Linked DNA regions of Homo sapiens: region 1 is linked to region 2. The links are chromatin contacts, found by Hi-C in ENCODE. All regions are on one chromosome and are shown on one strand. The core of a region is the stretch at or near the end of the contact, and the rest is flanking DNA. Distances in the headings are between cores, read along the strand shown.

Region 1 (3,753 bases), core at 442-2,941, 310 kb after region 2:
GGATGAGGGGTCAAGAACTGAGATATTGATCTGAGAGCATCTGTGGTCAGGAAGGAGTAGTTATGTTGCTTTTCAGTAAGCAGGGCAGTGTGACAATATAGAATTTATTAGACCAGGTCAGCTGGGTTCCTGGATTTTCATTAATAGTGCTTAGCTGCATCAGCATGGGGCAGAAGAAGTATGGACAACGATGCTTGCAAGGGAAGGGGGAAGCCAAAGGAAGAGGGAGTTAAAGAGCATGAGAAACACACACAAGCCTACTGCCCACTACCAGGGTCAGCTTTAGAAAACCACTAAGTAATCCAGGGCAATTGTTTAATGGGAAAATCAGGTTCACATGGACGTTTAGGAAAGCCTCAGCCAGTTAAAGGAAGAATGGCATTTATCAAAATAGGACAGCACACGGGCTGAAAAGTGCATGCAGATGGAAAGAATGGGCTGATAATCAGACTTTGAGCCCTGCTAACATGCTAATTGTATATGATGTGTGTGTGTGTGTGTGTGTGTGTGTGTGTGTGTGTGTGTGTGTGTGTGAGAGAGAGAGAGAGAGAGAGAGACATTCGTGGTAAGCAGCTTTTCCTTCTTAGTTCCTTTTTGTTATGACCTTTGTGAGCTTGGTGATCTTGGTCAAGTCCCTTAATCTTTCTGTATTGAAGCATCCTTAGCTTTAAATTAGAGGGGAAAAAATGGTGTCTTATTAGGTGGCTGTGTGCTTTCAGTGAGCCAATGTATGAGAAAGTGACTAGCAGAGTGTCTGACACATTTTATTACTCTGAGTTCCAGCAGGTCACCAAGCGGGTGAAGATCTTTGCCTGTTTTCTGCTCCTACTGATCACTGCTTTTGGAACCTTTATACTACTTTACAGGGCCCTCCTCACTTAGAAGGAAATCAGATACCATCTGCTTGACAACCTCATAGATCTATTTCCATAAAAGAGATTATTGCTACAATTTTTGAATTCATGAAGATTTCATCGATGCAGCAATGAGCATCAGTGTCCTTGATAACTCTTTCATCTCTAGGTTACACAGAATAAGACTGCACCTGTAAACTCATTGTAATTTGCAGAGCTGTACATACCTTTGAAAAATGATTTGTAATTCTCATGGCTAGCTCTCAAAGTATTTTTTAAATGACTCTGAGCTGAGCAAGGACAAGCCAACCATGTAAGGTTTTAAAAAGGTACCTGACAGACACAGATATCACACATCTGTTTTGATAGTCACTAGAACACTAGGAAGAGGTCTAATTCCACTGATCACAAATATATTTCACAGGACTTATACTTGAATTTTTTTCATGTCTCTCATGTAGTCTATGGAAATATATTGCTTTTGAAATTTTGATTTCCTTGATAAAAAAAAGTAAGTAAAAAGAGACCCTAGATCTCTTAAAAAAAAAAAAAAAACTAGCATGGATTCCAAAAGCACTTATAAGCATAATAACAATCCAAACAGAGATAATGTTATAAGGATTGCTACAAATGGATGCTTGCTTATTTCTGACTACAGTCAAAAGATGCCAACTAATAATCCCCAAATGGCCTTGCCAGAACAAGTTTATTTTTATTCTGGGAACGTTTAGAGTTTCTACATCAGGCTGCGGCAAAATACGCTTTATTTTTTTGAACTTGAGATCAGGGCAAAACCATATGCAAATGACAAAACCCACATCCTTGAATGATCAGAATACACGTAGCATTTAGGTAGGAGCTACTGGAGTTCTTTAAGAGGCTGAAAAATTAGGTACTTGGGATTTTGTTGTGTCAGGGAGGAGGGTCAGGATAGAGGGTGGGGGTGAAAAGAAAGTCTGAAACTTCACCTACCTACAAATCATTATCCTTGAACTGGCTGAAGGCAAAACTGGCTTGTTTACCTGCTTCTCTTTTAGGGAAACCCCAGGCTGCAGATTTTTAGCTCTACCTTGTCTTTGAGCTGGTTCCCGTCAGCATTTCACTCTGAGTGTTCTCTTAAGTAAAAATGTTCTAAGGCTGATGAAGATTAGCAATAATTAATTGTCACTTTTAAAACAAACACAGTTTTGACCTTGAGTATTGTATGCATTCTCAGCAATAAAATCTAACAGTCTGACCTGAAAAGCATGGGCTCGCTGTGGTGTCTCACTCTCGAAGTGATAACTTCAAATTCACTGATAATTAACAGTAATAGCCATCACAACAAAATCATCTAAAACACCCACATGAAAACTTCTTTAGTATTAGTTTATAGGTCTACTAATTAAAAGTCATTTTTGTTTCTAAAGATTCCTTTGACTAGCTCTATTCTTCCATTGTCTTCTTTTGAAATGTGTTTTCTTGTTGCTAGCTAAGTGACATTATTTAAACCATCTGATGTTAGCATGATTTGCTCTGAGGGTGTTAACCTAATATTAAGAAATTTAAATTTAGTTTTAATATCTCAGTGGCATTATGCTTTGTTAAAATTGCATTTCTGGAAAAACTCACTCATCTGTAACAGTTTAAACATGAACCCTTTACCCATATACTATATTAGCTGAGTAAAAAATGAATTTTTAGTGTTTTTCTTTTCAATACATCTTGTGAAATCATAAGAGAATTCTGCAATTTATACAGGGAAATTTGGCTGCCATTTGCTTGGACTGTGACATATGACTATAATTTGTAACTTTCCTTCCAACACTTGGTTATTTGTTATCTGAATATCTGAGTTTCAGAAGTATGAATTAGTGTATGAACAATGGAAAAAAAAGGTATGCTGTAATTCTCAGGGGCATGGTGTGTTACTGTCCTTAGAAATATGACTTGGGAAACACATTTAAATATAGAATTTATATTCTGCTTCTATTAGTGATTTACATGACTCTGTGACTTGCATCTTCATTTAGGTTTTTTTTTTTTTTTTTTTTTGAGACAGTGTCTCACTCTGTCACACAGGCTGGAGTGCGGTGGTGTGCCATCTCAGCTCACTGCAATCTCCACCTCCCAGGTTCAAGTGATTCTCCTGCCTCAGCCTCCCAAGTAGCTGCCTGCCACCATGCCTCGCTAATTTTTGTATTTTTTGTGGAGACAGGGTTTCACCATGTTGGCCAGGCTGGTCTCAAGCTCCTGATCTCAAGTGATCTGCCCACCTTGGCCTCCCAAAGTGTTGGGATTATAGGCGTGAGTCTTTAGTTTTGCATCTTTTTATTTGTATGTTTTTCATTCTGTTTTGTGTTTGGGGTTATGCGTGTCTTTGGCCTTTTCCAGTTGTCTTTGAAATTTTATCAAGATCACGACTTTATCCTCTGGGTGCATTTTGAAGAAAAATTTATGAAGAGCATATAGGTATTGCAGAGTAAGGCATTTATTTCTTTAACAAATATTTGTGAAGCAACAAAGCGACTACTATGTGTCAGTTACTGTGTCAGACACCAGGGACACAGATTTAAACAAGGCAGATGTGGTTCCTTTCTCAGGGAGCAAATAGTTTAGTGGGGGATATAGAGGAGCAGACAGGCAATTCCAAACACCACAAGGTAAGCGATAGGATGGAAGAGTTGAGACATATAGAAGAAGTACCTGCCCCAGAATTGTTGGGTCAGGGATGGCTTCCTGGAGGAAGTGACCCTAATGTGAGACTTGAAGGATGCATAGGAAATAGCCAGACAAAAGGCATTTAGGGTTTGGACAGGGGCTAATGAACAGAAGGATAGTGTTTTAGTCTGAGGGAATGGCTTCATTTTATAAAAGACCAGAGATAACTGAGAGGAATTAATAGTAATTCACTCTGGCA
Region 2 (4,146 bases), core at 1,113-3,612:
TCCCTGGGATAGACATCCATAGTGCAAGCTAAAAGAAGTGGTGAATAAAAGCCGCTGTTGTATTCTGTACTATCCACATAGGATATTTTGGCAAAACAGGTCTAACACTGAATAAATATTTCTTGAACAAATAAATAAAAGAATGACTACAAACTCTCATTTTACCTGGACAGTCTTCTGCTTGCATAAGGAGCATGAAGAAACAAAACCTAAAAATTACGGCCAACAGGATTAAGTAAAGAAGCACTGAGATATCTAGCTTTGGAAAATTCTTTTAAATTCTGAAATGAGAGCATTTGTCCTTGGGGCCTATATTCCACTGGCACTTCTTACCCCCTGGTTTCATATGTAAACCAGAAAATGAAAACCAGACCCACTGACCCAAAGGAGATGAAGCATGTTTCTTTTGCCCATTATATTTCTCTGCTCACGCCTAGATGCCTTGCCTTCTCTGTCCTCTGTGTTTGAAGTTGAGAGCTGGGAACAGACATGAGATTGAGGTCCCAGGGAGAAGCCAAGTTCAGCCTGAGCTGGTGAACTCACTGAGACTAAGGGCAGATAATGTGAACTAAAGATACTCACTTATGACATTTGTGCCAGTAAGGGAAAGACCCACTGCGCCTTTACAAACAGGTTTCTTTTTGGTTGTCTTAACGGATGGCGCCTAGCTGAACGTCTTGGCAGTTTTCCTTAAGTAAGCGTCTCCAATTGATGATGATGGGAATGAGCTTAACACACAAGCCAGTATTACATAGGATTTTCTGCCAAAGACATTGAATGCACCAATTCTGAAGGGAATCATCATAAGGGACAGCGGGCTGATCTTACAAAACATCAGCATGCTTATGCAAGACCCCAACAGCAACAAAAATGACAAAGAATTAGGTGAAAAGGAAGGCAAAAGCTTGGGAAGAAACATGAAAATGTCCGTGTGAAGACATGTGTAAAAAAACAATGGAAGTGCAAAACTGATTTTAGTATTATATTTTGTTGGCAATAAATTCCATCCCGTTGTTTGAATGCATTTTGATCCTACGCTGCAGTGTCCATGTGCTAATAATTTAAATAATTACTGTTAACGTTATAGTAAACTCTAACTTCTAAAAGGGCAGTTAGTCCAGATTTTCTCCAGTAGTCAAGCACTGTATCTGTGAATGACTTAAGAATCTTTTCATGGCAGGTTCCCTTTGGCGGCCCCCTCCTCCCTAGCTTTCTAAACTTCTCACTTGCAAAGCAGCAAGCAGGTTTGTATTCATTCTTTTCAGCTTGCTTGGATTTTATCTGACTGCAGAGAACCGTGACTGGACAAAGATTGTGGTTTGGGGCGGTGACTGCTGTGACGGCACCCTTTGCTCCCATTGTGTGCTTTACAAGGGACTCGCTCTGCCAGAGCTCCTTTCTCCTTCCCCCGGTCTAAACCAGAGAGCTCCGAGGGCTGTCTGGCGCAGGACCAAGAGGCGGAGTTCAGCACCGCGGCCAGCAGGGGGCGTACTTGCCAGATAAGAACAGGTTTCTCGGTGCCAGAGTAACTCACATCACGCACGTTCTCTGCCGGGCTGTCCTTTTTAGTCAATTTGGCTCAAGATTAGACTCCAGAAGCATTTTATTTTGCCCTCTAAGGTCCCGGCCCACACCTGTATGACTGTCTGTCCACGCTGCTGTTTGCAGTTTCTTTTTGTTGTTAACAGTAGGCTCTGCTTTGCCATCCCTGCCGTCTGGTCACCTTTTACTTAGAAATTGGAGAGTGGTTTTCTTTCCCTCTCCCTGTATCACAGGTCAAGTTGAAGGGTACGGTCACCTGCAGGGAACAGGACCAAGTGTGTTCATTGAGCATTTTGCTGTTTTACATGACCTCGCCATAAAGGAGTGTCTCTACGAGAAAGGAAAAACCTGTTTCATAACGCAGTGCAGAGCTTTGTTTTCTCTCGTCAGGGTGACAGCCCTTTGGTTCCTGCCAGTGGGTATGCGACAGGAAGGTGGGGAAACTGGATCATGAAAATTCCACGGCTGGCAATTGCTCATTCTTTAGCCTTCTAGCCAGAGGATAGTGTCTGGTTCCCAGGGTGGCTCAGTACAGTATTTAATTCAGAGAGCCCAAACCTATGCCATTAGCATTTTATTCTTTAAAAAAAAAAAAAGAGGATGACCCTTGGTAATTTATAAGCAGCTTCAGCATAGTCTGGCACGAGGGGGTGATTGAGGAAGCGTTTTGTTTTTTGAAACTTGGATTCAGTGAACTTGTTGACTGGACTTTGCTGGGTAATGTTTTTCCCCGACAGCGAGCCATCTGCACAGGAAAAGTTCACAGTGCAACCCCGGGGCTTGTTACCACAATGTGGTGCTTTATGACTGGGAGCCTTTTCTTGAACGCCTGAGCCACTAGGTTCCTGTGCTCTCTGCCCCAGGTTGGATTACAAGTTGCCCCAGTGCTGGAGCAATTCCCACTCTGGCTGGGGCGGACACGGGAGCAGAAACCCCACAGCAGGTGCTGATGCTTCGGATATCTTTTTCTGTAGGCCCCTAAGCCCTCTTCCCCCACTCGCTCACAGTTCCCAACCCTTGCCGCCCTGGGCCCCATTCTTGGATTAGTTCTCAGGCAGCTGAAAATACTGATGTGCTACTTCCTGTTGAGAGAGAGAGAGAAGAGAGAGTGCACCCGTGCAACTGCAACAGGTACCCCCCAGGGAGGAATGTGAAATCACTGAGCTCAAATCTTAGATGGCTTTCAGAAGTCTGTGTAGAGTGAGTTTACTTTCGTTTGTTTTTAGCAGAAGCCCATTATTTAATGGCAGCAGGTTTGTTTTCAAGTCCCTTGGAAGTAACTTGGTGGTATTTCAGGTATATACGGATATAGAATCCAAACTCTGGTATTTATTGGTTCTTACTTTGCTCACATCAATTGGTCTGTTTAAGCCAGTCATGTGCACAATAGGGTTCCAACATTAATTTTTTTTCAGAAACTGAGATTTACTTGCTGTCCTCTTTTTCTACTATTAGAATCATTAATACCTGCCCGCCCCCACCCCCACACACACACTTTTTCATTTTAAAAGTCATCTCTAGGAGCTGTCTTTCCCAGAGCCTCATTGTTCATGAATTATATTGTGAATCCATTTGGACACCGACCAGGAAGTTGCTATAATTGCTCACATGCAAGTAAAAGCTTTCTCTGTGTATTAATTAGTTGATACAAGGGATTAAGATGATTACATGAAAGGCATTGCTACTTCCCTCTGAATAGTTAGACCAAGGTGGGTGCCAAGGCATCATTTGATCCCATTTGCTCAGCATGTTCCCTTGATAAAGGCACAGAATTTGAACAGTGAGGTTTCCGGAGGCAGCAGAACGTGGGAATCATTTGGATTCACTGTGTCTGTTGATGTGAAATGTGGGATATTAATCAAGGCTAATTACATGCAATGGGTTTGGAACCAACTGAAGGCCAGTTCAGGGCATGGTTCTCTATGTAATTACGGACTTTAAGGTACCAGGGTAATTACTGGAAATTAGAGGCCCTTCCTTTATGGGTCTTGCCTCTCAAAATGTGAAAACAGTTTCTTTCACCATTAGGAGGTAGGTCTCTCCTCAGAGTTTGGTGTTAAACAGATACAGCCAGCTTTTAAGTAGGTCTTGGTCATGCTATGTCAGCTTTCTAGAGTTAGGGCAGTAATCCAGATAATTCTGGCCTACTTTTTTTTCCCTGTCAGTGATCTTCTGATATTTTAATTCAAAATAAAAAGTGGTGTACACTTGCTTAGGAAGTGGAATTTTAATAGTTCACTGTCCTTTTGTAGAAGATCATTTCCTCTTGTGTTGTTTGTTTGCTTTTTTTTTTTTTTTTTTGGTCTCCCAGGCTGGAGTGGCATGGTGCAATCTTGGCTAACTGCAGCCTCCCCCTCCCAGGTTCAAGTGATTCTCCTGCCTCAGCCTCCCAAGTAGCTGGGATTACAGGCACATGCCACCATGCCTGGCTAATTTTTTTGTATTTTTAGTAGAGATGGGGTTTTACCATGTTGGCCAGGCTGGTCATGAACTCCTGACCTAGGTGATCCTTCCACCTCAGCCTCCCAAAGAGCTGGGAATATATATATATATATATATATATATATATATATATAAATATATATATACACACATATATATATA

The links. A loop is a pair of places that touch in the nucleus more often than their neighbours do. Pooled maps may share reads with other maps.
Region 1: a pooled map shows a loop between it and region 2 (13-fold over the local background). The contact joins two enhancer-like sites. A Hi-C loop is called at or near these places in 4 of 168 maps with a recorded cell type or tissue (aorta, ascending aorta and chondrocyte), 9 of 37 single-sample maps with no recorded cell type and 16 of 50 pooled maps.

What each region holds. Positions count from the first base shown.
Region 1 is chr5:107,261,734-107,265,486 of GRCh38, reverse strand. No RefSeq gene overlaps it. Among named protein-coding and RNA genes, the nearest start is that of LINC01950, 250 kb to the right of the region's middle. Within about 2 kb of position 1,691, at least 2 of the 41 ENCODE cell types and tissues checked have a DNase peak (open chromatin) inside an H3K27ac peak, as active enhancers do.
Region 2 is chr5:107,569,532-107,573,677 of GRCh38, reverse strand. All of the region lies in intron 1 of EFNA5 (ephrin A5), which reads left to right. Among named protein-coding and RNA genes, the nearest start is that of EFNA5, 99 kb to the left of the region's middle. RefSeq lists enhancers at 1,336-1,630, 1,641-1,790, 2,361-2,640, 2,251-2,962. Within about 2 kb of position 2,362, at least 30 of the 41 ENCODE cell types and tissues checked have a DNase peak (open chromatin) inside an H3K27ac peak, as active enhancers do.